2 separate regions of the Homo sapiens genome follow, and region 1 is linked to region 2. A link is a loop called in an ENCODE intact Hi-C map of the cell type or tissue named here. Cell type or tissue: endothelial cell of umbilical vein. All regions are shown on one strand. Each heading gives the region's core, and the rest is flanking DNA. Links, peaks and the distances in the headings are about the cores only. Region 1 has its middle 31 kb from the start of LINC01080. Region 2 overlaps LOC105370275 (a long non-coding RNA gene).

Region 1 (16,048 bases), core at 4,772-8,771, 92 kb before region 2:
AGTTACACTTGCAGAACTTCCTCCTCTGCCCTTCTAATGTTGTAAGTGTCTTGGGTGATCAGCATGAGAGGTACGAAACCTAGTGTTATTCTAGCTGTCTTCAGTCACCAGTAATCCCATGTTCCTGGACTATGAAGCAAGTTAGAGGTCTTGTCAGAGGACTGTGCGTGTGTGTGTGTGTATCAGCAAAAATGAAAAGTAGAAAATATTAAAAAATACAAAAAAATTAACTTCAAAAATCTTAACTAAGTTGTTCTCAATGTGTGGTCCTCAAACAAACTGCATTTCTGACTTCTTAGACATGCACAATCTCAGGCCCTCCATAGACCTACTGAGTTGAAACCTGTGTTTTAGCAAACTCTCTGGGTAATTTTGATAAACATTACAATTTGAGAACCACGGCTTGAGAAGAAGCCCTCCAAAAACTTCAAAGTAGTATGCAAACTAATTGCGTACAAGTACATTTCGAACAAGGTTGAGGCTAGCCAGGGTGCTTTTTGGAGATGACTATTCTTATGGCTCGATGTCTAGCTTATTTTTCTCTTTTACCTCCTAAGTGTTAACATCTCTGCTTCCAGTCCTCTTGTGAATCTGTTTTGCCCTTTTCTTCTCTTCTAAAGGAAGCCTTTTATGGTTAGATTCAGTTGGCCGTGATGTTGGGATATGCCAAAGCAACAGAAATCCACACATTTCCTTTTCCAGATGACGAGCTTAGGATGGTCTTGTGGACTCTGTTCTACTCTTTTCTACACTTTTTATTTCGAAAACAATTCAGCCTGTTATAAGCCAGACTTATGTGTTTCCTTGAGCAACATCTATAGCAGGTGTGTGGCTTCCACATGTACTCATACAAATAAAAAATAATACATGAAAACTTTCATCTCCACTCCCACAATTCAGATTCACAAAAGTATTCCCCAGGTAGATTGTAAATTTCCATATAGATTTACTAGCTGGCAGTTTGCAGCTGTATCAAGTGTTGTTTGATCAGCATCTGGGAATGTCCAGAGAAAGAACCTATAATTGTTATTCTGGATCTGTAAAACAGCATGCCTTCCAGCCACTCCATGTTTTCATTTCCATATTTATGCCCCAGAATTTATTATCTATTTTCCAAATTCTAAACTTACTCAAATACTTTCATGCCTGGGCATTATTCCCAGTGAATTATTTATCATATAGTGAATTATTTCCTCATATAGTTTTTGTAGAATATTTTCTTATCTTTACACCATTTGTCTTATTCTGGCAGCCAAAATGGTTCTACCAGTAGATAAAGAAGGTAATATGATTCAGAGAATGGTAAATGGCTTCCTTGCAAAATGTCTCCCTTACTAGCATGATATAAGGCCTGTGTTTTAATTGATTAGTCAAATTTCCTAGCTCTGATCCCTCTCCCCCAGCTCTGATCCACGTTTTCAACTCCTTGCTTGGTGTCATTCAACCTTCTGAAACATGTTTTTACTCTGGAGCAATGATTCTTAAACTATTCTCTCCATCACTGTCACTTGCTGAACCTAAAACACAGATTTCTGGGCCCACCCTCAAACATTCTGATTCAGTGGGTCCTTAGTAGGGCCAGAGGATTAACATTTCTCACACCCTCACAGGTAATGTTGATGCTGCAAGCTGACATGACACTTTGAGTATCATTCATTTGCTTGACTGTTTTTGTGGTTTACCTTTAATTTTTACATGTGAAGCAGACACCACTGATGTCTCAGCCATCCAAAAGCCATTTCCCCTTTCTCCTTAATAATAAATCCTAATTTTCTATAGGGAGTCACCAAGGCCTTTTGCTTCAAGAAAGCCTGCCTTAAATTTCAGTTCCAGGATGAGAGTTGTAATAACTCTAAGATAATTGAGTTAATAAATTGAAAATAATAGGCATTTCATTCCCCTGTGAATTGCCTAGCATGAAACATGAATAAGATTGTCTGAGGAGCTTCTGAGACAGGATTCTTCTCTCTCAAGAATACACCTGGAAGAGCTAAACCCTTTTCAGAACCCTGGATTGATGGGATGTGATTGCAAGACAACTGCAACCAGCTTGTGACCATCAAGATTTATATGAAAACATTACATTGTACCCCACAAACATACATGCAATTTAAAAAAGGAGAGAGATTGCCATATGCTGAGGATAGTCAGGTAGAAATAAAGAAAATAATTAGGTTCTTAAAATGATGATGAGCCAACAAATTCACTAACCTGGAGCTGCTTTGCCTCAAGACTTATTATGTGGGATTTCTGTTTCCTGCAGCTAAAAGCGTACTAATTTATATTATCTATCTTTCTATCCATCCATCCATCTATTTATCTACTTATCTATATTTCACCTGTCTATATATCTATGTATTCATCCATCTATCTTTAACTTATCTCTACAATTAGATTTTATTTTCTTAGTAAATATTAATGAAGAGAAAAGATAGTTATAATACTATTAGAATATAGCTATGTTAGTTGGGGAGGCTAGCTTACCACCTATCAACATCAAATCAAGAAATAATCACATTTTATCTTATGCAGAGTTTTAGAAAGAATAGAATATAAGAACATTAAGTGTGGTGGGATATGCATAAAAGGACAAAAAGTCAGGATCTATTCAAGTGCACCAAAATGGTGGCCCTGGATTCCTGTTACACGGCAGGAAGGAACTGGGTAGACTCCATTTTTAAAATGTACTTTTGGGTGTCCTTTTATGCACTCTCACGCTTCAGTAATTCATTTTCCACCCTGCATTCAGTGTAATTATAAAAAAGATCTGATCAAGCCATTCTCATTAGAACTCTGTAAAGTCTCTCATTCTTCCTATAATAACCATTTGGAGCCCTTCACTTGGCATACAAGGCCCCAAGTGAGCTGGTTCCCAGTGGTCCCTCAGCACCATGTAGTACCACACTCACTGCCCCTAGCCCCGAAGTCCTGCTTTCAATTCTAGGTTCCTGCCACATGCAATTGCCTCACAAACCTTTACGTATAACACTTCCTCTTTTTAAAAAGGCATCTCCCACATCTTTGCCACTTCCCAATTTACCCTTCCTCTCTCACAATTCAACTTAAATGTCATCCCCATACTGAACCTTTTCTTGAGACTAGACTGTCTTCTTCTGTTCTTATACTCTTATACATAATTCTCTTCTGTGATACTTATCACATTTAATTGTATAATTAAATGTGCAATTAATTATTTAGTCTCTGTTTCCTAAATTACCACATGAGCCCTTAAGGGCAAGAACACATCTGTTTACTACCATATCCCTGGCACCAGACACTAAACATTGGTTGAAACAATCTCTTTTTTCTTCAGGCATATTCTCTGATGACATGTATGCTTCTTTTGTGAAACATTCAATAAATAAGAGTCAACTTGACTTTACACATGACCTTTCCTGCCACTATAGTCAAATGGGCAAAAATAGGCATTAATTTTCTTGCTTCACAAATGAGAAACTGAGGCCCAAAGAGTTTAACTAACCTGCTCATTTTTGTTCCATCTATGTTGACATTTGAAGTCAGAGAGCCTGACTCCTACTCACTGGCTTTTCCTTAGACTAGTCACTCACAGAACATCATTACTCAGCCTGCTCACAACACAACACTCATGCTTAAACAGAGTGCAGCTTTCTTCCGGCCGCTGCACCAGAATTTTATGCAGCTTACCCTGCCCTGAGTCATTCATGGAAAGCATCTGGGAACACATTATGTAAAATACACCATCTCACCTAAAAATGTTCTTCCATCACTAGGGCACAAAGGGTCAGTGGGGTGTTCTGGGAGAGTTATCTGAAAGGAAAGCATACATTTGGGGAGAACATTGCTCCCCGATTATGACCCCATGACTTGCCTGTAGAAAAGCTGGCGGGTGCTCAAGTGTAAAGACCTGGGAAAGCTTGACACTGAGTAAAAGACTTTCCGTTCCTTCTGTAAGGAGATACATTAATGCAGTCGTGGAAATGAATATCCATTCTGTGGTTTTGAACCTCTGAAAGTAGCACTTGGGCAACTAAAAAGTGTCACACCATGCCCTAGAGCTATAGAGAAAACTTGCAGAGTAATTGGTATTATTTGCCCAAGAGATAAGTGGCTTCTGAGAAGTTCCTATATGGTTGTGGACATGCCTCCGCCTCTTGTTTTTCCTTCTAACACTATTCTGACTATAGCTTAGGAGTGAGATTCTTCAACACGGTCACTATTGATGGCCTATAGTCTGCATGCTTTTGTTTTCAAATAAGCAAGCAGTTTATCCCTGCCTCAGGAAGTATAAAGACTGAGAAATGTCAACGGGCCAAGTTAAAGAAATATAAAGTCCAGTTTAGGGGCTATTAAAGGGCTTGGAAAATCTGTATTAAAATTTTGACATCAAAGTTATATGCTTCTCTCAATCAATAAACAATTGTTGAGTATCTGCTCTGTGTTTATTTGTGATGGGAGCAGTCAGGAAATTCAAAAGAGCACTCAGGGAGGTAGAAAGGCAGAGTAGATAGAACAAAGGCCTTAGAGTCAGAAGAATGGATGTGGTTTCAGATTTTCCACTTATTGGGTCAACTTCCTTTGGGCCTGTATCTTATTTGTATAGCTCTAATAGCCTTACCAACTTCACAAGGCTGTTGTCAGAACTGGGGAAGAAAAGTATATCAAAACAAACCCCCCACCACCAAAACTCATTTAGCATTTTGCTAGCTCTTTCAACAAATATTTTTGAAGGCCTATACTAGACTTAAAAAAACTTACCAGACAAAATCCAAATGCTCATGATAGACTCCTGTTTATTCTTCAAGGTTCAAATCAACTACAGCCTCTTCTGTTATGTCATTCCCTAAAATAAATCCCTTCCTTAATTAATCTTGAATGTCCTTACTTCATTGTGTTACTTTATATATTTGGTTAAATGTCCACGTTCAACCCTAAACTATGAGTTCCTCAAAGACAGAGACTGTGCCTTATTCACCTTTGTGCTGACATGATGCCCAGAGTAGCACCTGGTCCAGAAAGTATGCTTTCTTTGGAATCTTAGACTGGATGTATGAAAAGATGAATGGGTATGGGACAGCCTGGGCTCTGAGAGGGAAATCAGCATGAATGCAGGAAGAAGACCTTGACTGAAACAGAGGGTGGGTTTTGATTTGCAAGAGGAAGTGAAAGGAAGACAGTAAGTCCCATGACGAGAACCTGGTGAACTATGTTGAGGAATTTGGACTTAAATTTATAAGGTGTCAGAGTCTGTTAGGAATCCTTTAGCAAAAATATGATATGATCAAACTACTATCCAGACAAAAAAGAAAAGCTCTTATAATTGGAGAATTCTGCCCATAATCAATGTCTTGCTACACACTGAATAGAAAAATTTCCTGGAGCCAAAGATGGTCTTGCAATCCCGGGAAGTGCCCTTCTGCTCATGTCCAACAGGAAGTCATCAGGATAGATACACAACAGTGTATCTATCAGACACAAGGTGGTTAATGAAAATCTATTATAAACACAAAGTGTTGTTGAACAATGCTTGTATTAGAAGGGTTCAAAATGGGCTTATTTAAAAATGTAAAGCTGAATTTTTTCAATAACTTTTTTTGTGTGTTTTTACTTGCAGCAAGAAAATTCTCTTGGGCAAAAAACAATACATGCAATTTTAGTATGATTCACCTTTAATGTCATTTATTCTTCACAGATAAATATACAGAGAAGAAAAACATGACCTAAAAATGTTAATCCAAATGATAAAGGGTATTTTTTGTTACCAAAATTCTATTTAGTATTTACTATTGCAATACTAAAACACTCTCCGAAACTCAAAGATCAATGAAATCTGAAATTAACCAGCATTTCAAGGAGTAATTTAAATAACAAAATAATCTAACCTATCAAATATTTTGTCATAGACCCAACCTTTACAAAGTTGAGTAGAAATTTTCACTTTCCTTGCTTTGAAGAATCTGAGTCCTTCAAAATTGTATCAGATGTTTTTAGTTTTACTGTGTAAGCTTTCCTGGAAAGCTTCAAGTCAAGCATTTTTAAGGGAGTCTTTTAAAATGTAAGAGGGATACTAGAAATAAAATCACCAATAAATTCTTTATGGTATGAGCAAGTCTCTATGTTACGTGTGTTATGGGATCAACATTTCTTGTGTCAGATTTTCATAAAGTAGGATGTCAATGTTCACCTGACTGGGCTTTTTTCCTTAATATTATAAATAAGGTTGCAAGATGCTGTTCTCAAGTACCATATGTCTTCATTTCTATTGTTAAGAACCATTTCTAAAGATCTAACACAAGAGCAGATGAGCCACACTGGCTAGATTTGGGGGTAATTGGATTTTCTTTTCTCTTCACAAAAATTATGCATGCCTGGAAAGAACAGCAAGAATAAACTGCAACCGATGCCTACTAATTACCATCAGCTAGTGCCTGGCTTTTGAAATCTGATTTAAGAAAAAAAAATGAAAAAAAAAAAAACACAGGCTTGGCTGATAGAAAACTGTATAATGTTTAAGCAGTGATGAGGGAAGCCCAATCTTAAGCAGGCTAGACTTTGGACCGAACCCAACTGATGTTTCTCATCCTTGTTTATTTTGTTACTTGACATGATTCAACTCATTAAGGATTTCAAAGGTCCAAGGGAAAGTACTTCTACTTTGCCAAGGCATCCTTCGTTGGAATTCCATTATCTCCCATGATCCGAGACAAGGATTTCCTCCTACTCAGTTCTGAGTAATTATGTGTAAGCAAACCCTTGGTGTTCTTGCAGATGACTGTACTGAGTTGATGGTTCAACATGAATCATTCATGTGGCAGGCATCTTCAATGGAGAGGGTAAGGAGGGCTAACATTGATTTGCAGTGTTTATATGAAGTATGACTTTCTCATTCATTTCATTTGATTCATCAGAGTTGATGTTTGTCCCTATAAACCATTCCCTCTCCTAAAACGATTACAGGGAAAGAAGAGAGAACAAGCACATTCGATCAGTCCCTCCTCCTCTACCAAGTTTAATTTAGACTATGTCTTAAGAAATATTGTTTCCTCCTTGCAGAAATTGAGAATGAGTCGCTCCATCACCACCCTGGCCTGCCCCCCTTAACCCAGCATTTTTCCTCTCTTCACTTCTTTCCCAATCAGTGAAACAAAGTAAATATAAATTAGGCAACGATTTTTTTTTATATGCTGCATTTTATACTTCATATTTTTAAAGCTTCCCTCTTTTGGGGGTGGGGGTGGGAGAGGCAATAAATTCCTCTGAGACTATGATAAAGATGCATCCTCCCAGAATAATTCAACTAAGCACATATTTACAACTGGCATACACCTTTAGGGAGGTTAAAGTCTAAGGTGGATCTCCCCTCACACCTCCTCCCTCCCTCCCATGCCCAAGGACATTAGGTTAAACTTCTGATCTGAAAGTCTCAGATTTGAGGGCAATAGGAACTGAAGCTATTCTTTTCCTTACTTTTTTGATAACATACGTGACAAGGCATGCTACAAGTTTTAAGAGACAACAGCTCAAAAGAGAGCCTGGTACTCCCATCAGGACTCTGAGCCATAATGATTCTTGCATGTCTTTAAAAGTTTTGTTAAGAGCTTCAAAGAAAAAACAACAACACATTTGAGAGACTACCTTGGCAAGTCACTCGGTCTTTCTCATTCTTTTTTAACAGCTTTATTGGGGATATAACTCATATACCATACCATTTACCTAAAGTGTACAATAGCACAATTCATTGCTATTCACAGAGTTAGGCAACCATCACCACAATCAATTTTAGAAAATTTTCATCACCCCAAAAAGAAACCCAGTCCCAGTAGTAATCCATTCCTTATCCCTACCCTCCTCCAGCTCTAGGCAACCACTAATCTACTTCTTGTCTGTATGGATTTGCCTCCTCCAAATGACAGCACACCTGGAATCTGCCCATTGTGTTAACTCTTCTGTAAGACTGTTACCCCAAATGCAGTTACCATAAAACTACTCGCTTGAGTAAAACAACTGGGTGTGAGTGAAGCATTTTATTAGGCATGCAGAAGTTTCAAAGGTGAGCTTTCTACCTAGTTATGAGAATTATTCTAAAAAGAAGCAGTAACTACCACAAAAGCCATACACAATGATATGACATTTCAAAGTACCCCACCCAGTCTTGCTCTTTATAGCTGGTTGACTTCAATCCCAACTCTAAAAGCCAATGCTCGCTAGGAATTATCCCAAGCATCATTTCTCATTTATGGTCAACATTCCATTCACTGGAATCCCAAATAATTTCTGACTTCCCCCTGATCTCTGGAGCTTTTTTCTATGTTTATAGTCTCACAATAATTGTTTCAGATCTTGTGGCAGAGATGGATAGTTGCCTCTCCAAATATATGTTCTCCTTATGTACCTTAGTAAGAGAATCCCAATGTTTAACTAAGCACATTAGTGCATATAGCTTCCCTTGCAACTACATGTAGCTCTATGACTAAGTTCTGCCCAATTATATGAGAGCAGAAATGTTGTATACAGCTTCAGAGACGTGGTCCTAAGGGGTAGAGGCATGCCTTTTCTTCATCTTCTTCCTCCTTCCTTCTGGCTTAATTCAGACACAGTGCCAAACAGCCATCTTCGATCATCTATTGAAAGTCACACATTGATGCAGCGAAACAGCCATCTTCAGCCATCTAATGGAAGTCACACGTTGAGTTTGGCTGAGCAAAAACATAGATCAAGTGTAGGTTTCTAGAATTACCTTAGGTGTCTAGACTATCTGCCACTAGACTTTTTACAAGAAAGAGAAGTCAACTTTTGAGGTACTGTTATTTGGTGGCTGTTAGTCACAGAGGAACCTAATTCTAGCTGGGACTCCTTTACCATTTCTCAGACCCTGACCCTTTTGTGCCTTCCACTACTGGCACATTCTCCACCTCCCTTGTAGAATTTTCTCTATAGAGTAACTTCGTACTATCCAGCTACCGGCATGCTAAAACCCTGGAAAGGCCTCTGAGGCATGTATCCTCAACATTTTTATCTCATATTCTTAAAAAAAGAAATCCTTGGACACTAAGAAAGGAAAATTAGATTCACTAATGAGAGCCAATAATGTCTTCAGGGAAAAAAAAAAATACTTTCAAGATAGTGGATGAAAACTAAATAATAAAGCTGGAGGCAGAGATCTTTCCAAACATAGGGAGCAAAGTGCTTGGAGACTACAAGCCCTCAAATGTGTTTGGGAAAAAACAGTCATCTAATTTCTCTATGTAATTTCCCTATTCGGTAAATAGAAATTTGGCTGGAAACATTGATTGAGCCCCTATTCTTGAGAGCCTTTATGGGGCTTGTACCTCTCTGCCTGGGTTATTATCAAACTACCTGAAGACTTTCCAGTCATCTCAATCTTCTCCTCCAAATAGCAACTGTGACCTTCCTAAAATGCCAATCTGACCATGTCTCCCCCTACTGAACTTCCCTCAGTGACTTCCCCTTGTTCTTCAGGTAAAGTCACAATTATCAAATGGCCTCCAAGGTCTGTAGCACCTGGCCTCTGCCCACGTTTCAGCTGAGCTCCCCCTCACCACCTCTTGGCCATGTCATTTTCTTTTTGTTCCTTCATTGTGTCAAATTTCTTCTCACCTGGGTGTCTTTCCTTATGCCGCTCCTCTTACTTACTCTTCTCTCACTGTTATAATTTCCTGAGTTTCAATCAACCATCATTCAAGTCTAGGCTTAAAACATGACTTCCTAGTCCTACTAGACCAGATGGGGCCAGGTTCAGCCCGGTATATGCTCTCAGAAAAACCTTATACTTATCCGTTATCTCTTGTATCACAATCGTAAGTTATTTTTGTAATTATTTCTTAAATGTCTATTTTCCCTACTGAGCCATGACACCAGTAATTATGTCTGTCTTTCTCTTGATTGTATTTCTAGAACCTAAAATAGTTCCTGGACCAGATTAAATTCTGATAAATATCTGTGAATAAATGAAGGGCAGAAATATGATCAGAACTGTTCTCTCTCTAGATCTATCTATCTATCCTGCCATAATCCTTGGTGATATGGTTTGGCTCTGTTTCCCCACCCAAATCTCATCTTGAATTGTAATCCCCATGTGTTAGGGTAGGGGCCTGATGGGAGGTGATTGAATCATGGGGGCAGATTTCCTTCTTGATCATGATAGTGAGTGAGTTCTCACAAGATGTAGGTGTTTGAAAGTATGTGGCACTTCCCCCTTCACTCTCTCTCCCCTGGTCCACCATGGTAAGACATGCCTACTTCTCCTTTGCCTTCTGCCATGATTGTAAGTTTCCTGAGGCCTCCCAATCATGCCTCCCATTAAGCCTACAGAACTGTGAGTCAATTAAACCTCTCTTCTTCAAAAATTACCTAGTCTTAGGTAGTTTTTTATAGCAGTGTAAAAACAGACTAATTCACATGGGGACTAGAGACAGCTCATTCCCTAAATTAAAAAAGAAGTACCTAAATAAGCTACACTAAAATTATCTGAGACTGTATATTTATGCTTCTATTTCCATCATGGGATAGCAAGTTTCTCAACGGCAAGAACATGTGTATTTAACTGTCTGGTACATAGTCATCATTTACCGCAATATACAAAGCAACTTACGTCTCTAGAAAGTATGTTGGCCCTTTATCCTCATCTATTTGACCTCTCAGCATTCTGCCCCTGGTCCTCTCCACCAGTGACAGCACTAAGGCCCATGGACTTGAAGACCACCTAAAAGCTGATGATTTACCAGACTGGAACTCTGGTTTCAATGCTTAGCATCTGTGGTAGCATCTCAAATGTAAGAGAATTAGTAGTTCTGTCTTTTCCTCTATCCCTTAAAAGCTGTTTGTTCCATGTATCCTTCATTTCAGAAAATGGCATCACCATCCTCTAAGTTCTTGCTATGGCCTGAATATTTGTGCCTCCCCCCAAATTTATATATTGAAGCCATTATTCCCAGTAGATGCTGTTTGTATGCAGAACTTTTGGAGGTAATTAGGTCATGGGGTAGAGCCCTCATGAGATTAGTGTCCTTATAAGAAGGGACATAAGAGATGATTTCTCTATCCATCATGTGAGGACACAGCAAGAAGGCAGTCATGTGTAAACCAGAAAGGGGGTCCTCTCCAGGAAATGAATTGGCTGGCACCTTGATCGTGGACTTCTCAGCCTCCAGACTGTGAGGAATAATTTCTGTTGTTTAAGCCCTGCAGTCTATTTTATTTGTTTTGGCAGCTGATGAAGCTAATGCTCAAGATAAAATCCTGGTTACTTACCTTGCTATTATGCCTCATGTCTAAACCATAAGCAGGCTCTTCAGTCCTACTTAAGCAGCATACCCAGAATCCACTGAACTCATTTTATCTTTACTGTCATTGTCCTCATCACAGACCCATCATCCTCCATTCCTCCAGTGGCAGCCACACTGATTTCTTTGCCCTCTCTAGTGACCCTTCCTTCTGCCTATTTCCACATAGAAAACAGGACAATCTTCTAAAATTGCAAATTAGATCATATCATAGGTTAGAACACTTTAATTGTTCTCAGTGGACTTTGGGAAAAAAACCAAAAAAAAAAAAAAAAAAAAAACACCCAAACATTGGAACTCTTTTTCAGAGTGTATGACATGGCCTATGACATTCTAGAAGATCTGACCTCCCCACTAGTCTCTAGTCTCATCTGGGATGCTTTCCCATCACCTGTTTTGTTCCAGCCACATTGGTCATTGTTCTTTCCTTCAAATACACTATTATCTTATTTACTTATTTTCTAGTTTTGTTGTTGTTGCTTTTTTTCTTTTTCTGAAACAGGATCTTGCTCTGTCACCCAGGCTGGAGTGCAGTGGTGCAATTGTAGCTCAGTGCTTGAACTTGAACTTTGAGCTCAAGCAATCCTCCCACCTCAGCCTCCTGAGTAGCTGGGGCTACTGGCACTCTCCGCTATGCCTGGTTTATCTTTTTTAGTTTGAGTATAGACGAGGTCTTGCTGCATAGCCCAGGCAGGTGTCTTCTAGTTTTTGTTTGTTTGTTTGTTTGTCTTTTGAGATGGAATCTTGCTCTGTCATCCAGGCTGGAGTGCAGTGGTGTGATCTCAGCTCACTGCAACCTCCACCTCCCGGGTTCAGGCGATTCTTCTGCCTCAGTCTCTTGAGTAGCTGGGATTACAGGCGCACGCCACCATGCCCAGCTAATTTTTGTATTTTTAGTGGAGATGGGGTTTTACCATATTGTCTAGGCTAGTCTCAAACTCCTGAACTCATGATCCGCCCACCTCGGCCTCCCAAAGTGCTGGGATTACAAGTGTGAGCCACCGTAGTTTTTTACTACACCCCCTCTAGTTTTTTACTACACCCCCCTCACTAGACCATTAGCTTCTTGAGGCAATGGATCTGCTTTTCTTTTCACTATCCTTTCTCCAGCACTTAGACCAGGACATACACTGTAACAGGCCCTTAGCAGATATTTGTTGAATGAATTAATTACTACAAAATGAGAGCTTGTGGAAGTAGGCTGAATTGAATGAGAGAAGTAATGACAGTAGGAGAAATAATAGCACACCCTTGGAAAAGAAATTGGTGAGGAAAGAAATCACACAACGAAAAGTAAAACTTTAAGAGATTCTGGATGTTAGGTTTTAATAAGTTTGGATCATGCACCCCTTTACAAATGTTATGACATTGTATGACCCACATTTTCAAGGTGTTCCTTGGATACTCTGAATCTCAATCAAGATCCTCTCAGCAAGGGTCATGGATGCCAGTATAATAATTTCTAGAAGGTGATCACTGACAGCTTTACCTTCTGGGGGAACACTTCATTCTGAAGATTAGCCCCCATTTTACATTGCCACTTTTTTGACATGTCAACCATTATCTCAAATTCCCCCCTTTAGATAGACAAAAACGAGAGTACCCACCTGGTGCTGAATTAACCTTGAGAAATTTTAGGTTAGGTAAGGCTGTGTAGGATAAAATATAAAACAAAAAAATTACCTTAAGAATCTGTTTCCCACAGTGGAGTTCCTCCAGATACAGCCAACTTTGCTAGGTTTCACTTAATTATAATTAAAATATCATTATTAAAATTTCTCAGGAATTACACTGTGCTCATCGCTTCCAGAAAGAAGTAAATTATTGTCAAACTGTGTGGATACAGATCCTTGGGTCGAATATAGTTTTTCCACTGGATTAGTCTAAAAGGTAAAAGAAAATGCATGTCTTTAGAGCATTTCCTCTTGTGCACATTCAAATATACAGTGTGTTGAAGGCCTGGGAGGCCATCCAACCTCCTACCTGTTGGATTACACTAGGATAGTGTCACATTTTACTAACACTCCCTAGAAAACCTTATTTTAGAAACATTTTCCGCCTCATTTTATCTGAGTTTGCTCAAGGAACTGAAATCGTCGTGTGCTGAGCTCAATGCCATGTGCAAGGTCTCCGACTAGCACACAGAAAACTCTAAGGAACTGTAATTCAGTGATTCTTGCCATCTGCAAGCCTGTGGAATTCAGGTGCCCACAGGAAGGAATGGAGAGGTTTTTCCAGCCTGACCATATCAGCCGTCTCACCACAAGAACCTTCTGTTTTGGCTGTCGTCCCTCTATCAGACTCAGGCTGTTCTTTATGGCCAACTGTGAGTTTAACGTGTCTGGTTTACATTCTGTTGGTAAAGTGTTTCTCTCAGTTCCAAGCTCCTTTCCTTCCATCCGATGGCTTGACTGCTTTGTATTCATGTTTGTTTTTTAAGAGGAGGTAGGATGGGTGGACGTTAGGGACCATAAAACAACTCTAGAAGTTTGCATTCACAAAATAGTGAAATTAATACTAATAAGGAGAAAGACAGGCACTGATAGTGCAGCAGAGAAAATCCAACAAGTAGGATCAGAGGTGTAAGGATGTGGTAGGTGATTAAATAACTCTGTCAGTGTGGAGTGGGCAGTAACTAACCATTTTATTTTTAATTTTTTTGGTGAATTAAGCAGAAGTTTTAATGACTATCCCTTTCTCATATTTGTGAGGTGTGGGCTGCTGTAAGCTATAGAACCATGGCAAAGGGCTTAATGGGGAGGAAAACAGTTTTAAAATTTCTCTTAGAACCCAGCCCACTGGAATTATGAAAGCAGCCTCAGTAAGTAAGATAGACTTGCATGCGTCCAGTTACAGAGGTGTAGGGAAAGGAATGACTCTAGTTACTGGAAACTAGTATTTGCATTGGACAACATTATTATTTGAATTGGATGGTGGAGGCAAAAGTACATCTTAACTTTATCAAACATGTTTCAGATGCAATTCTTAATTCCTCCACTTAAGGCCATTATGCTTGTGGATACAGGATGATAGTTAATACTTTTAAAACACATTTTAAAAAATTACCTTTAAGCTCCTCAAGTATTCTAAGGATATTCTTAAGCTCCTTAAGAATTCCAACAATAATTTGTTTGCAGGCCAAAGACTGACACCTGCTATATCCTATTGTTGATTATTTTACAAAAGTAATTTAGTTATAGAGGCTTCTATAAAAGCATGCCTCACTAATTTTGTGTGCCTAAAAGAATCAGAGAAACATGCTTAAGAAAATATTTTCCCTCCCCAGGGAGTAAAACAGGCTGGGCTGTGCCCATCTAACAAGGTAGCTTGCATTTTAAGGTTACATTCACTGGGATGAAAAAATATTTTAGTTCAGGTAATTTCTGAAGATTACTCAGTTAAAGGTAAATGAAATATCTTCCTCAGAATAAGAGGAGCTCAGCATTTAAGGGACCTGCTTTTCTAAGTTCTCCTTCCCTTCCATTTTTATCAGCTGGATTGAGAGTGGGTGGTTCTCACTGATCACCACCAAGGATAGCTCAGAGCGCTGAGCCTTTGCAGCTTAGTAACTTGCAGGAAGCGCTTCCCTGTTCACTCACAGGCACATCACGCTTCAATCTCCCCAGGGAGGGTGCACTCGAGGTTTGAGCGTGGGGGTGGAAATGGAGGCGTTTCCGTTCTATTTTGGTTTCTCCTACTGACTGGCTGCTCAGCTGTTCATGAGTCATCCTAACCTCAAAATCTGTCATTAAAACAGAAATAATGATACCTATTTTCTGTGCCTTACATGAATTGCATGAAGACATTATTCATATTTCTGAAATACATGTGAGAATTAGTCAAGGTTAGCTGTAAGAAAAAGTACAATGGAATTGTTTTTAATCCATGATAGCTATGCTTTTATCATTTAGATTTTGAGAATTCTCTGTACTGAAAAATGAAGAATGAGAAGAGATCCTAATAAGGATTAAATTTGACAAAACACTTATTTGATGAACTGGATTAAGATACATACAGTTTTTTTAAATATATGGCATAAGAATGTATTTATTCACATGTTCACTTAATAACATTTTATTGAACATCCCGGCATTGACTTAGACACTAGAATTACCACTATGACACAGAACCTCTCCTAAAGGAGACCACTAGAAACAAGACTACATGATTCTAGGTGACTGCATATGCAAATCTGGTGATATTTGAGAGATGTGCATTTTAATATCATCTATACCAGTGATTCTTAAAACAGAGATTAGGAACTTCGGAGAGAAAGAATTCAGCTTCATAGGAAGAAAAAAATCTACATTTATCGTGAATATGTTTTTCTACAGCTTATTTTATATTACTTAGTTGTTCTTTTTCTAAGCTTGTAAGTTTAATGTTTATATTTTACTCATTCATATTTAGAAATAAAAACATTAAAGACGTGAGTTTGTCTCTGGATACCATTTTGTCCATATTCTATATATTGCTTTTCCTATTTAGTGCTGTCAGTATTATGTAATAAATGCTCTATAATTGAAACTTTTATTAGGTGATCCTATTAACATTTCTAAATGATAACATGACTATGGTTTAGTTTTTGCTGTCAGCATCCAGCAAGCTTACATTAAGCAGATTTGTTTGCAATAGCAGTTTCTTTTGTCTTTCTCGTAAAGTGCAAGTTCCTCATGTGAATTGTTATATACTTGATCTCTGGCTAGGAAGAGTGTTTTACAGCAGCCCCATTTAATTCTTCCTGGTCCATCCATGCACAGGCTTCT
Region 2 (16,048 bases), core at 4,132-8,131:
ATTCTGATGCATTTCTCATAAATTGAGCTTTGTCAGCATAATTTCTTACCTGGAATAATCACTAATGATAAAATATGTTTTGTAGTGTCACAGAATTAACTAGAGCCTGATTGGTTTTAATTATGTACATGCTTGACATCTAAAAAGAGAGTGAGGAAAAAAAGAGAGAGAAAAAGAGAAATTACAAAAACACAAAGCTCTTGTTAATTCACATCTTAATGTCTTCTTTCCAGACCATACCTGGAGTTCTAAACAGCCCTCAATTTGACACCTACTTTCTGGGGTTACAGACAGTTGCATTCCTTAAAACCAGTGACAGTCACAATGAAAGAGAAAAGATTCTCAGGAGGAAGTAGCTGTCAAGGATGGCTAGACTGGAAATTTTACTTATCTTGACAGCAGTTTTGACTGTAATGGATTAAGCTCCAGGATTAGTGTTTGCCTACTTTTGCCTTTTCCTCCCCTCTTCCTGGTTTAAGCAAATGTCTGGATCACTATGATGTTGTTCTATTGTCTGGATGTGGTTGTCACAACTGGGAGGGGGATGCTAATGGCAGCAAATGAGAGGAAGTCGAGACAAATACTAAACATCTTACAATGTGCAGGGCAGCCTCCCTCAAAAAGACTAGCATGTCAGTAGTGCCAAGGTTGAGGATCCCTGCTTAATTCCCACCTTACAAAGAGCAGAGCATGTGTGTGAACTAAGAACAATGTTTATTTTGTGATTTAATAGAATGCCTCAATTTGTGCTCTTGTCATAATATAACTCCTTTAAACATGAAATAAATATACAATGTATCCTTCTGTATATGAAAGATTCTTCTGTGCTTAAAATATTTTCTCCCTGGGTGATAAATAAAATTAAGAATCTCTGACTCAGGCATAAGGTGAGTGAAAATTGCTTGCCACTGTTGGATAATAATAGTAATCTGCAGCTAATAAAGTCATTCTCAGCCTCAGCTGTACATTATGATCACCTGGGGAGATTTTGAAAAGCAGTGGCTCCAGGGCTCTAACCCTTGGAGATGCTGGTTTAATTGGTCTTAGTTTGGGCTTGAGCTTGAGTGTCTTTGGAGCTCACCAGGCAGTTTTAACGTAAAGCCAGGGTGGAGAACCACTGAATCTATCTAGCCTGTGGGCACCATTGCAATGACCATAGATTTAGAAATTCAGCTGAGGGCTCAGACTGGGACTCATTCTGGTAATTAGCTAGGTAAATAAAGCAGTTTCAGTAATTTGCCTTGATACTCTAACCTTATCCGTTTCCTCTGAGTGACTGAGGTGTGGAGGGTGAACCCCAGAATCTCCCCAAAGTCCATCAGTACCTGCTAAAGGCTGTGTGAAGGACTCCCGCACAGAATCTGAACTCTAAGCATGTAAAAGCAACACTATGAATGCTAGGTGTCCACACTGCTAGCTTTCCATGAGTGTTTATCCTTTCTTCACATTGTTATTTTTATACCACATGAAGTAGGGATTGGGACCACCTCAGCTCTTGCCTATTAACTGCTATCTCAAACAGTACCTTTTCAGCAGGGAAGATGGGATGCTATCTGAAACCAAAACATTAGGGAAAGCAAATATATTTTCAAGCGCTAGTGTTTCTTCTCCTCTTCCCCAAATCCCCTGGAATGAAAAGGATGGCTTTTCCCCTTTGCTTTATTTTCTTCCTTCCAAAGGCAGGCTTCTAGGCTAAATCTTAATGATAAATGTGGATATTTTCTCTCTAAATTTGGATGATTCCATGAGGGGGGTCTTCCCGTCACTGTTGTTCAAATATTAAGACTAGTGTGTGTGAGTACTGCAGGAAGGAATTAGATGAAGTAGGGAATGATCAAGGAGCTTAACAAATACTAGCACCACTCTTCACAAAGCCCACCTTTTAAAGCCCGTTGCTTTGCTGTAGGATCAGAGCCCTGTGTAATCCTGCACTGAAGTTTTAGGTTATGGCTCAGCCTTGAAATGATGCAAAGGAAATTTTACATAAAAGGAAAAATTTTAATGGATTGGTTTTATATTTATAAAAAATATTATCCTGTAATAAAAACATGTATATATACTGATGTTGAGTTGATCTAACTCAATAACTGTAGGGAAGCATACTTGTTCATTATCAATTCAGGAAAAAGGCCAAGATATTTAATAACAGCTGTTTTATTTGAAACATGATTTATATCAAGCACAGGGATAACACATACAAATCTGAAATAAAGCAATACGGAAACATTACTGACTCCTGACAGCCCCAGTGAGTGTGGCTAGTCATTTAGGGCACCATGTTAGGGCAATCAGGCCATCTCAGGATCTATTGAAAGTTGAGGGAACCAATAGAACCAAACCAATGAGAGTATGCAGTTCTCTAATAGCCAGCTGATTCTTATTCTATTATATGCCCTAATTTTAAGACAACTGTCATTGGAAATCTTAGGGGAAAATGGGGTTGTGTAGAAGACTGTATGTTAATTATCATCACGCACTTTTATTCCTTCAAGTAATTGTTCTAGTTATACTTTATGGAATATTCAGCTAGAAGAGGTAGTCAACACAGAACATGGAATTACAGAGCTAAGGCTGGGAGCGGTGGCTCATGCTTGTAATCCCAGCACTTTAGGAAGCTGAGGCAGGTGGATCACGAGGTCAGGAGTTCAAGCCCAACCTGGCCAACATGGTGAAGCCCCATACGTACTAAAGATTAAAAAAAAAAAAATTAGCCGGGTGTGGTGGCACACACCTGTAATCTCAGCTGCTCGGGAGACTGAGGGAGGAGAATCGCTTGAGCCTAGGAGGCAGAAGTTGCAGTGAGCCGAGATAGCTCCATTGCACTCCAGCCTGGGCGACAGGTGAGACTCCGTCTCAAAAAAAAAAAAAAAAAAGAATTACAGAACTGAAGGGATCTGAGAAAGTGCTGGTCTAGTCGCAGACTGAGATCTCATAAATCCAAGAAAGAAATATGATTCTTTCAGTTCTTTCTCAAGACCTAGAGAAAAACGAACATCAAACTCCTCTAATAAACTAGTTTCTTGATAACCTTTTAGATGTGATGCATTTGGGTCCTTTTTGTTTTTTATTTGCCAATATCTGCCTCTGAACTGTGATAAATGAGAATATTAGAAAATCACTACAACTACAAACGTCAATGTTTTGAAGTCAGACAGATTTCAGTTTAAATAACAATTCTAGCACTTCCTAGCTTTTATCTTTAGCAAGTTTTTAAATACCTGAACCTCAAACTCCTCAACTAGACATAAGAATTGCTGTGAGAATTACAAGCAAGGCACCTGGCACCAACTTGGCCACAGAGCTGGCCCTCAGTAAACAGTAGCTACAGTGATGATTCACATGGCGTTCTTCCTTGCCCCCATGTTTACTTCAACTACCTCCCTTTCAAGGCTTTTCGTGTCCTCTGTTCCAATAATGGAAATGTGGTTTGACCATGCAGAAATCGGATTGAGGCAAATTATCCAACAAGGAGCTATAACAATAATCAGGGAAACTGGAGAGTGAGCGAGAAAAATATTAAACATCTTAGTTCATCAGAATAAGAAAAATAAGAGGATTGCTGGGAACCTCAGATTATGGTATTGAAACTATATCCACACTTAGTCCTTGACTTTCGAGACTGACTCTGCCATCGAACATTTGCATGGTTCTTAGAAACGATAAAAAATATCAATTTTGAATTTTCAGGGGAGGAAAACAATATTGCGTCTTTAAATGGGTTTGCCTTTTTTAGAATTTATCACTATGATTGGAATTCACTTTTTAGTTTTGTATTTCAATGTCATATGTTACAAGAAACACCTTTGTTAAGTGAATAAATTCCCTTTCAAATTTGAGATAATTTGTCTTCCAGACTTTATTAATTATACTAGGTTGATTGTTTATTTCATTTTTTGAGACAGGGTCTTGCTTTATCACCCAGGCTGGAGTGCAGTGGTGCAATCACGACTCACTATACCCTTGACCTCTCTGGCTCAAGCAATCCCCCTACCTCAGCCTCCCAAGTAGCTGGGACTACAGGCTTGTGCCACCATGCCCAGCTAATTATGTGTGTGTGTGCGTGCAAACGCATGCACACACACAAGCATGCACATGCATGCACAAAGATAGAGCCTCGCTATGTTGCCCAGGCTGGTCTTGAACTTCTGGGCTCAAGCAATCCTCCCTCTTTGGCCTTCCAAAGTGCTGGGATTATATATGTGAGCCACCACACCCAGTTAATTGGTTGATAAAACTAGGATAATAATACCTATCCCAAGCCATTATTGTTGTAAGGTTTAAATTAAATATTTAAGTGTATATAAAACCTGGCAGGTACTATCGTGCTTAATAAATGTTCATTTACTTCCATCGTCATATAATGTTACTCAACATAAGTAAGTTTTTTTACTTACTACAAATGTTTTGAAGAAAAAGGTAAAGAAATAATATTTCTTTAAATTGATAGTGCAAATTGTAGGTTTCTTTATCTTGCAAACTTTCTTTTAATTTAGAGCTACCGTTAACCTAAAGAAAATCTCTTAAGAGAGACACGGGGCTAAAATTTAGTGCTTTGCAAGTACAATATGCTTCAGTATTTGGGATTTGCTTTCTCAAGAAGTTCTGAGTACAAGTAACAAAATGTTTGGAAGCCTATTAACGTTCGGTTTGGATTCTGCAAAAAGAAGTAGGTTTCAAAACTACCAAAATATTCTAAATTACATCTATTTGGGGGCAAGAAAAAAAAATCTAGTTAAGTCTAGATTTTATTCTAAGAGGAAACTATTTTTTGCCCTTTAACGTAAGTCTCATAGGGATCAAAATGAAAGTCAATTTAGAGGAAATCTATTTGGAAACAAGCTGAATCCCACGCCCTGGGAGCAGGCAGTGCAGTCTCCACCAGCCCCGCCCCCAGGGACTGAGTGACCACAGTGTTTTAACCCTTCGTGGGCATTGTTCTGGAAACAGGAAAAGGACCCATCTTATTCCAAAAGGCAAGTTTCATATTTTAAATGAATTCAGGATAAGAAAAATAAGAGGGTTGCCTGTTGTTTTTGCATAGAAACTATATTTCTATGCAAACACTTCCAGCAGAACTTTTATTTTGGGTTTTAAATAAGAGGGAAGCATTGTTGGAGAGACACAGTGAAATTACTGTGGAGAATGTATAATGGCTTTGAGGCTGATTGGGAGAAAATGTGTCCAGTTCCTGGATCAGAAAAGATAATGGTCACCAAAAGTAGTTCCCAATATCTCATATAAGCAAAATGTATCTCAATTCAGGTACTGTAGGTCGAGGGGGAACAATGGGTAAATGTGAATGTCATGTCTTTAAAATTCATCTTGACTTCTGGATTTATGCATTTGAAAGAGCATTAGTGGGGTTAAGTACATTATAAGGCTAGGGGATTGGGACTGAATCTTTTCTAATTCTGCAGAAAATACAATTCCCAGAATATTTAAACATAAAAGTTAATGAGTTAACCATGAGAATAATAGCATAGAATTTTCCCTTTAATTTTTTATTACAATTTAACAAATTTTTTATTCGAAGCAAATAATTTTTAATAAATGAGTACATCTGAAAAATAAAGCAGTCAAGCATTGCTTTTTAGCGTGAATACATACCTATTCTAAAAACTGCCCTATGTTTGTTAAAATTGCAAAATAAATATTTTACAACCTGAAGATTATACATAAGAAAAGACTGAATAACATGATGGGGTCATGACTATGCTAAAATGTTGGCTGAAAATAGTAAGAAAGAAAATTCTACATATGGTTAAGGTCTCAACAATCTCTTTTTAAAAGATGTTGGAAGAAGCCTGGAAGAAAATCCACTAAAGTGTTCTTAATGGTTGCCTTCAAATGGTGGTGTCATGGTTGAATTTTTTCAGCTTTATGTTTCTATTTCCATATTTCATATAATCTGCATGCTTTATTTTTACAATCCTTAGGGGGAGTAAAACAAACTTTCCATGAAATTATAACATAGAAGTATTCATATTTCTATTTCATTAGAGATGATATTCACACACCAAAAATTTGCCAGCTTTCTCTCCTTTTCTTTTTACTTGCTAATTTACTCTAATCTTACCAGGATTTTTTTTTTTTTTACTTCTTCTTAATCTCAATGAGAATTTTACTTTGAAAGAAGGAGCTCTAACTTTTTTTTTCCTACTCTAAAACAGTGTTTGTACTTTTTTCTGGACTCCAAGTTGGATGCCTTCACCAAAGTGGTTTCAAAGACTGGAACAAAAAAGCCTCCATCGAGGCCCTGGCTAGCACAGTCCCTGTTACTTTAAGAGTAGCATTCCACCTCCCCCTCACACCCACATACTTGTCCTCTCTTTGCACAGCAAGTGCCAAGCAGTGACATCTACTATAGTTTCTAGGACACGATGGTCTCTGCTCTACAGGGAAAAAGAGCGAGCGGGACAGAAAGAAGGCGGGTGGTGAGGGAGAAGGAGCACAAGCCCAGCTATGTTCCCAGAGGAGGAGTCACTTCCTCGCAATAATCCTGAGATGCTGTTTATGGCTGTTCTGCTGATATGAAGCCTGGAGCCGCAGGATGCAGCCTCCCCCTGGCTGTCCATTAATCACGAGGGGCTGTTACAGAGTGTACAGAGTGGGAGTTCTGCCTACAAGTGGCCTCTAACTGTCTCCAGCTCAATGAAATGAACCTGTGTGAAAACTTGTTTTATGAGAGATTGGTTTATTTGTAACTAAACTACTTCCTCTGTTATTTGATAAGATCAAATATTTGCTACTGATAATCTGAGAGTGTCACATTTATTATCCTGTTTCAGCCGTTGCCTAACTCCTTTGGAACTGACTCCGTTAACTCTTTGAGGGACAGCAGTAGGTTTTAGAGGACCGGTTTCTATTTTCTTTCAGCAAAGCCAATGCTATCTTTCAGACACTGAGTCAGCATTATTTTAGAACAGCTATGACATGTGAATCAAAAAGAAGCCTTTCTCTTCCAAAACAGAAAGCAGACAACCATAGTAACAGGAGGCTCTGATAAATTCCCTGGAGGTTCTGAAGCCACCATGAAAAGGAAGGAAAGGTATTCTGACTTACTAATATAAAAATGGTTTTGCACGTGCTAGGATTTCTGAAATCACACATTTTCAATATGTTCAGGATGACTTTCTATAGTTTGTTAGACCCTCAAATATCTATGTGGGGCATGATCTCTAAATCCGGCAGCATTCTGCATCTTGACACTTGGCCTTTTGGAGTCTGAGCTCATTTGCATTTGGCAGGACTTGATTTCCTGCTTTGACAGAACGGCGGTAAGGTGGTGGTGAAAGCCTTTACAGTGCTCCCTCGAAGGGCTCAAAGGACTTTCTGGATATATAAAATTATGTTTCCAAGAATTAAATGGACCAGAATGAGGCAGATTTTGTTTGAAACCAGGCTCTGTTACATGCAACACATCTGAAAAACTTACTTACACTGAAGCATCTCTCTTGACAGACTCATACTGGGACTGTTTTTCAGTTCTCTCACTCTCCAATCAGCTACACAGAGCTCTCAGTGAATGTAGAAGAGGCTAAGGAAATAACCACTTACGTGTGGCAAAATGTTCCAGCCTTGCAGAGATTTTCCCAAAATCATTAGACCCACCAAAATGCTTTCCACTGGCCAGGTCCACACCTTCCTCGTCAGATTTTCCATACTCCTCCAGCCTCCAAGTACTGTCCATTTGTATTTCCTAAGAGAGCCAGTCATTTATAGCTGAAAATGTAACCAAGTTTACTCTCATAAACCAGAGATCTCCTTGACTGTTAACCAGAAAAGAAAAATACTGCTTCTCCTAACTCATTTCAAGACGATCAGAATATGAAGATCCATACATACCTACTTTCCCCAAAAAAGGAGGTGAATTTGGGGCAGCTACATTTTAAGGGCATATAGAGATGAAAATATAGAGAGGAGGAGAGCCAGGCAAATCAGCTGCTCCATCATGGTGAGCCGGGAAGAGGTTAAGGGTTAATTGCATGTATCCCACCTCTGGTCTCTTTTAGACCCTGTTCTCAGCAGGTGGCTTTCCTGCCTCACTGCCCCAACTGCTTATCAGTGGAACAAAGACTGGCCCTGAGTAATGGCCTGAATTGTCATCTGCAGTAGATTTAGATTCAGAAATAGTCAACTAATCATTTGAATAGATTTTGCTTTTTAGTTCTCTCATTCTTCATTTTTGTTTTTCATTTTTTAAAATTATAGAAAAAAATACATAAAATGGGATCTATACCCTTAACAAATTTTTAAGTGTGCAGTACATTATTGTTAACTCTAAGCACAATGTTGTACAGTAAAGCTCTAGAACATTTTTATCCTGCATGACTGAAACTTTATACCCATTGAACAGCAACTCCTTATTTACTCTTCCCCCATTTTCTGGCAACCGTCATGATACCTTTTTCTTTAATGACTTTGACTACTTTAGATACTTCATGTAAGTGGAATCATGCAGTATTTGTCCTGTGACTGGCTAATTTCACATCAAGTAATGTCCTCAAGTTTCATCCATGTTGTAGCATATGACAAGATTTCCCTGTTTTTATGACTGAATAGTATTTCATTTTATGTATATAGCCTGTTTTCTTTATCCATTCATTCACTGATGGACATTTAGATTATTTCCAATTCTTGGATATTGTGAGTAGTTGCAATGAACATAGGATTGCAAGTATCATATATTTGATAAGGAGTTATATTTAAATTATATAAGGAACTCCTACAACTAGTAGCAGTCAAACACATAGCTAAATTAAAAAGTGGGCAAGGCCAGGTGTGGTGGCTCATGCCTGTAATCCCAGCATTTTGGGAGGCCGAGGCAGGTGGATCACCAGAGGATAGGAGTTCGAGACCAGCCTGGCCAACATGGTGAAACCCCCATCTCTACTAAAAATACAAAAATTAGCTGGGCATGGTGACAGGCACCTGTAATCCCATCTACTAAGGAGGCTGAGGCAGGAGAATCACTTGAACCCAGGGGGCGGTGGTTGCAGTGAGCCAAGATCGCACCACTGTAGTCCAGCCTAGGTGACAGAGTGAGACTCCATCTCAGAAAAACAAAAAAGTGGGCAAAGGACTTGAATAGACATGCCTTTAAAGAAGACATACAAATGGCCAACAAGTATATGTAAAGATGCTCATTGTCAGTCATTATCAGGGAAATGCAAATCAGAAACCACAAGGAGCTATCACCCCACACCTATTAAGATTGCCATTAATGGTCGGGCGCCATGGCTCACGCCTGTATTCCCAGCATTTTGGGAGGCCGAGGCGGGTGGATCGTTTGAGCTCAGGAGTTTGAGACCAGCCTGGCCAACATGGTGAAACCCTGTCTCTACTAAAAATACAAAAAAATTAGTTGGGCCTGGTGGCAGATGCCTGTAATCCCAGCTACTCAGGAGGCTGAGGCAGGAGAATTGCTGGAACTCGGGAGGCGGAGGTTGCAGTGAGCCGAGATCGTGCCATTGCACTCCAGCCTGGGGGCAAGAGGAAGACTTTGTCTCAAAAAAAAAAAGAAAGTAGCAAGTGTTGATGAGGATGCAGAGAAATTGAAACTCACAGGCACTGTTGGTGTGATTGTAAAATGATGCACCTACCATGAAGAATAGTATGGAGGTTCTTCAAAAAATTAAAAATAGAACTACTATGTGATCCAGGAATCCCACTTCTGGGTATTTATTCTAAAAAACTGAAATGAGGATCTTGAAGAGATCTGTACTCCCATGTTCTTTGTAGCGTCTTGGGGTTGTTTGTTTGTTTAGGAATTCAGTCCATGAAGACCTTACATGGTGTAAAAGTGAAGTGAAGTGAAGTGACGATGGGATGAAAAAGGAATGGAATTTGATTCAGAGACCTAGGCTTAGTTGAAACTACAACCTTTATGGAAAGTCACATCCTTCTATTATAAGAATTAAATGAGCTAACTCGGATAAGAGTTTTATAACCTGTAGAGCATTATACAAATTTTGTTGTCACTTGAATGAGCAAAACATTAATTCTGCTTATTCCTTCCCTTTCATAAAATTAAAAAACAAAACACTCTAGAATTTGAGTTTTCTTGTTTTATCAATTCTGGATTAACTGAGTAATAACTAACTTTTCATATCTTTTTTTTACCGTTCAGACACAACGGTATTTTACTGTTTTTTTTTAAAGTGTACAACAAAGTATTCATATGTGTTTATATGCATTATATATTAATATATTATCTTGGATGAGTCTTTTAAAAATTCTGCCGCAACCTTATGTAATAAATTTATTTTCAAGGTAATTTAAAAAATGTTTCTGTATTAAAAACATATTTGATAATCACTATTACTTAATCACTCACTCAGCCAGTGAGTCCCAAGTTTCAGGATAGAAAACTAATCAAGGTTGAAATCACTATAAAATGGAACAGAAAGTTCTGCTAATCAGGTTTTCTGGCATTACATTTCCACTGTTACCACCTGTGTTGGAAGGGAACAGGAGAGAAGGGAGCACAGTAAGTTAGTCTCCCAAGATGGTGCCATTTAATTCAGACTGTACTTTCTGCAGCTCTCTCGCGTCATCCATTTGATCACATTGCTTCTGTAGCTCACCATACCAAGTCAGTTCAGTAGCACAACAATGCTCATGGAACGTCAGGAGCCCTTGGTGGTGTAAACTATGTACAGCTGAAGTTAATTTTCTGCACACGCTCATGTTACTTGTTCACTTGGTAGTTCCTTCCAAGGGCTTCTAGCCATCCCTTGATTTCTTTTGCTCACAGTGTCTGATATATATTAGATACTCATAGAGGTTGTTTAGTTGTTGTAGTTACTCTTATATTTAACCTCATATTCATTTCTTTAGGATAAACCTGGCCTGTCTCAATTCTGGTGCTCCCCACATATGTGTTCTTTCTGGTCCATGATTATGGAGACTCAGGTTAATTGTTAAAATTTGGCAATAAACTTGACCTAGATTTGAATACTGGCTTTTCAATCTATAGCTCTGTGACCCTGAATAAGTTACTTAATCTCGTTGAGCTTTGAGTTCTTCATCTATAAAATGGGAATGACACCACCAATTGCAAATGTTTTGTGAAATTTTATGTAATGAGGTGTAAGTCTCTATTTTTTCCTTCTTTCTGAAATACATATCTTTTAATTAAAAAAAACAGATATTACAAAGAATGACACAAGATTCTGATTAAGATGAAATGGGAGATTTGAAAGAAGTTTTATACATGCTTTGGACATTCCTGAACTACATCTTCAGAGTGCTACAGATTCATTTTTATTTTCCTCTGCTATTTCAAGGGAAATTTGGGGGAGCACTATATATATATTATTTGGGATTTTTACCAACTGCAAGTGATGGAAACCTCAACTGAAACTTGAATTAAGTAGAAATGTGACTTGATGGTTCATATTGCCAAAGGTAGAATTCAGGCATAGCTGGCTCCAGAGTTTAAATGACAGCATACAGTAAGATCTTAATAAATCCTATTACTTTTGCTTAACAATCTTTTCATTTGCTATTTCTCCAATATAGATCAACTTATTCTCTCTCTCTCTCTCTCTCCTCAGACTATGTTTTCACTAAGAAAGTCCTCTAGTGTACTTAGTCCTCTAAGTGTACACGTAATCTTAGCAACTCTGATTCCCAGATGTCATCTTTTTCAAGTTTGGTTTGAATCCAAACTTTCCCCTACATGGTCCTGCTTGTTCCATTCTCACCATACTAGCACGAATTTAAAAGCACATGAAAGTGTTGGAGAGAACATTTGTTAACAGAATTGTCACTGAACTATTTATCTATGTGCCAGGTATAAGTCTCAAGCTTTAATCAAGAAATTTATAAGGAGCCGAGATTCTTGTTTTTCTCTCTTTTCTGTTTTATCCTTACCCTGAGGTGATGAATAGAGGATAGACTCGAGTGGAAAAGAAAACAAAAGTTAAAATTTTAGGCAGGGCGCGGTGGCTCACGCCTGTAATCCCAGCACTTTGGGAGGCAAAGGCAGGCGGATCACCTGAGGTCAGGAGTTCAAGACCAGCCTGGCCAACATGGTGAAATCCTATCTCAAAAAATATAAAAATTAGCCAGGCATGATGATGGGTGCATGTAATCCCACCTACTCAGGAGGCCGAGGTGGGAGAATTGCTTGAACCTGGGAAGCGGAGGTTGCAGTGAGCCAAGATCGTGCCATTGTACTCCAGCCTGAACGACAGTGAGACTCTGTCTCAAAAAAAAAAAAAAAAGTTAGTTAAAATTTTAAAAATGATCACTGTCTTAAAACATTATCTCATCTGATCCAAAATATTTCATCTAAAGAAATTTGCATATATTTACTAACATCACCTCTGCATTTCTCTGACTTTAGAATGAGTTTCCCAAGGCCACAGATAATGTCTTATTTATTTTTATATTTATTCCTAAAAGTCAGCACAGTAGCTGGTATTTAATGGAAGATCACAGAATGTCAACACATTTTATTTTACCCCAAATCATAAATAATAATTTTGATCAAGTTTAGTCACAAATTTCCGAAAGTAATTTTCTAAAAGGATCTCTTTTAATTGTGTAAAATGTATAATTTAAAATTCGGAATGTGAAAATACAGAACCTTTTTTTGTAAAGAGCATAGTAGTAAATATTTTGGCCTTATAGGCTATGCAGTCTGTTCAACTACCCAACTCTGTGGTTGTAGTGTGAAAACAGCCATAAGCAATATATAAGTGAATAAGTGTTACTGCATTTTAGCAGAACTTTATTTACGAAAACAGGCTAGATTTGGCCAAGGTTCATAGTTTCCTGACCACAGTTCTTAAACATAGCAAAAGGTATACAAGGTAAACTCACATTTTCTAGATGACCAATCACCCAGGTTTCCAGGACAAGGAAATGTTTGTTAGTTTAAGAAGCAGGGCAATCCTAGACAAACTGGATTAGTTGGTTACTTTACTTTTTCCTAGATTCTAATATCATTTGTTCATTCAATAATTCATTTAACACTGAGGGTCTATCAACATTCAACAAACGCAAAGTTTCAAATTAAAACAAAAGCACTTACATGTTCTGCCATTATCAGACAATTATATGACATGTTATTTTGCAGCCAATTGTAAAAGGCATTTTTTTACTTTATTATTAATTTTAAATTTAGACATACCTTAAAATGGACATACTATAGTAAACATCAACATAAAACAAGATAATGGAATATTATTCAAATAAAAAGATACAATATAGCAATATAAACTTTTTTGAATTTATGTCCTATAGAAGTTCTTAATCTATTTCACCAACACATTTTGTTCAGGAACTAAGTGATTTCTTCCTGTAATAAAAATCCCAAATTAAACTCCTTTAAAAGCCAGAAATTTAAAAAGGTTGGCAAATGTGCCTAGGAAAATCCCACTGACTTCATGATTCATCATTTGTATTGAAAATTAGAAGGTGAGAAAATTGAGAGGAAAAAAAATTCTCACTAATAAGGATTTTAAAAAATGATTCATTTCTTAAACTTTCTCAGAGAAGCAAATTATAGCCAAATTATAGGTCTGACAAATCACAATTAAGACATAAGAGGAATTATGGGGGTTGAGAGGCAAGGAAGGCCATGTTTCAACTTAAATATCAATTTCATTTAGCACCACCAAGATTAGCTCTTTCCTGCTACAAATTCTTTTAGTTTCTTAAGTCACTATTTAATGAAAAGGGAAATGGAATATTAGAGCCTGCATATATAAATCAAATGGGATTAAACATGGGAAGAAATGCATATAAAACATTAAGGAATGATCATACAAAAACATGGATAATATTTTTACCTGGAACATAGAAGGGAGGCTTCAAGTCCAACAATCAGGGAAACAATATGTGCATACATTTCACTTTGCAATTTGAGAACTTCCAGAGAGTTCCTGAAACTGTCATTGCCTGAATGGTATTTATTTTACAATAATTTTAACATTTGGAATAGAAAACAACACCGATTTTCAATTTCAGCATTGTATGGTGAAAATACAGTTTAAAAGGTCTGTTTTCTAGAGTATTTTGACAATGAAATGAATGACCTTAAAAATAAATGTTTAGCTGATGATTAAGACCATATTTTGTCTTACTACTTTCAATTTTGTTGCATATTTTATGGAAATGTCAAAGGAGAGCCATACTTTTTCTCAAATAATTCAAGCATAACCACAAAATAACCTTTAAACTGAAGAGCATTTTTATTTTATTTCATTGCATGTATTGAACAGATACTGTGTATGAAACTGGACACTTTAGGTGTGTACTAAATCAGGGCAAGGAGGATTTGGATTTTTGCTTTAGAATTTTAATTGCATTCATTTGCAATTCGGTAGAGGAAGTAAACAGCATACTAGTAACATTCATCAACGAGAATAGGGTAAAAAGTGATTTCAATAGAGTCTGTCTGCGTGAGCCTAATCAAATGAGGCCCGCAGTGTTAATACTCACTCCCATTCTCTCAGTCATAACAGTTCATTCATGAAAATCTTTATAATCATTTTATTAGCCATTCTTGTCAGAGGTCTAGTAACTTTAATTTAAGAGTCTTTGACTGTGGAAAAAAATGGAAGAATAAAAATGCGAAGGGGGCACTTGTGGTCTGAACGTAGACCATGCAGTTAAGCACATCCCCCTTCTCCTGCTGGAGAACATCCAAAAGCAACAAGGAGAAAGGGAAACAAAAATGCAAACTTCATTTTCAGCAGAAGTAGAAGACAGCTAAACCCCCCCAGAGCCCAAAATAGGTGTAAGGGCTGCCAAAAGCAGTGGAGACTAAGCAGAGGAGAGCAAGACTCATGTGGGAGGAAGCCCAGAGAACATGCCACAGAGTGAATTCCATAGCAGCAGGCAGAGGGCCAGCTTCTGAGATAGGAGAGAGCGAGCAAAATTCAGCTCTGCGAAGCGAGGGGCCCAGTCTGTTGTTAGATCTAGATCTTCCTTTGCAATGCAGGATTGGGGCACTTGTGTTGGCCCCAGAAGCAACCCTGGACCTGAGTTGATTTTTAGACAAAGAAGAAGGAAATCTAAATAAGGAATCACACACACACCAGCATATATACAAGGAAGCACATGGTTCAGGATAGTCTCTGCACTGTCTTGCATCTACCTACACCCAGCTGGCTGGAGAGAAGTAGTAGCTACATAAACCAATGTGCAGAAATCCTGCTAACCTGTAACACAGCTCTGGTTCCTCCTTTACATCTGAAACTCCCGTAGTAGTTGGTCCAGAAAAACACGCCTTTTTCAATGATGAGTTCAAAAGGAAAAACAAGAATGGGATCTATAAAGAGATACTAGCAGGAAAAAAAAAAAAAAGAGGAAATAATAAAAATTGAACAGCTAATACCCTGGAGGCCGCATAGCATAATTATTAATACAATAGAGTCTGGAAGCAGACTACCCAGTTACAAATCTCTAGAGAAAGTTAATTAACACCTCTGTGCCTCAGTTTCCTCAGTTTGTAAAATAGAGTTCAAGGGAATATCTACTGCATGGGGTTGTTAGGATGACTAAATGAACTCATGTTTGTAAAATGCTTAGAATAATGCCAAGTACAGAGTAAGTTCTATATAAATGTTAATTTTAAAATATGTAAATTGTGACTAAACATTTATCTTTATTGTGAAAAAACATTGGTCTTTATTTTTAAAAATATTTTAGTGGTGAGGTATTAAATGGTCTATGACAAGATGCCAAGCAGAAATACAACAATTAATGCAAATAATTGAAGAAATGAAAAGCTAGCATTGCTCAGAAAAATGGTGGGGAAAAACATCTCAAAAATAAAGGCAACACTAAGGCCAGGTATGGTGGCCTATGCCTGTAATCTCATCACTCTGGGAGGCCCAGGTCAGTGGATCACCTGAGGTCAGGAGTTCGAGACCAGCCTGGCCAACGTGGTGAAACCCCCATCTCTACTAAAAATAGAAAAATTAGCCGGGAATGGTGGCACGTGCCTGTAGTCCCAGCTACTCAGAAGGCTGAGGCACAAGAATCACTTGAACCCGGGAGGCGGAGGTTGTGGTGAGACAAAATTGTGCCA

Evidence for each region. Hi-C counts contacts between places; a loop is a spot of excess contacts. Peaks named below come from ENCODE experiments on the same cell type or tissue, not always from the same donor. Only the 100,000 strongest peaks of a DNase experiment are listed, where the experiment ranks them.
Region 1: a loop joins it to region 2, with 2.0 times the contacts of the local background. A loop is called at or near these places in 22 of 110 quality-filtered maps.

Annotation. Positions count from the first base shown.
Region 1 is chr13:80,034,069-80,050,116 of GRCh38, forward strand. No RefSeq gene overlaps it. Among named protein-coding and RNA genes, the nearest start is that of LINC01080, 31 kb to the left of the region's middle. RefSeq lists an enhancer at 14,871-15,120. In endothelial cell of umbilical vein, for the core only: no CTCF peak of the experiment used is centred there; a DNase peak (open chromatin) is centred at 6,663; H3K27ac peaks cover 1,996 bases.
Region 2 is chr13:80,126,540-80,142,587 of GRCh38, forward strand. All of the region lies in intron 2 of LOC105370275 (a long non-coding RNA gene), which reads right to left. Among named protein-coding and RNA genes, the nearest start is that of LINC01080, 120 kb to the left of the region's middle. RefSeq lists an enhancer at 6,507-7,006. In endothelial cell of umbilical vein, for the core only: no CTCF peak of the experiment used is centred there; DNase peaks (open chromatin) are centred at 4,842, 6,542 and 7,142; H3K4me3 peaks cover 296 bases; H3K27ac peaks cover 1,050 bases.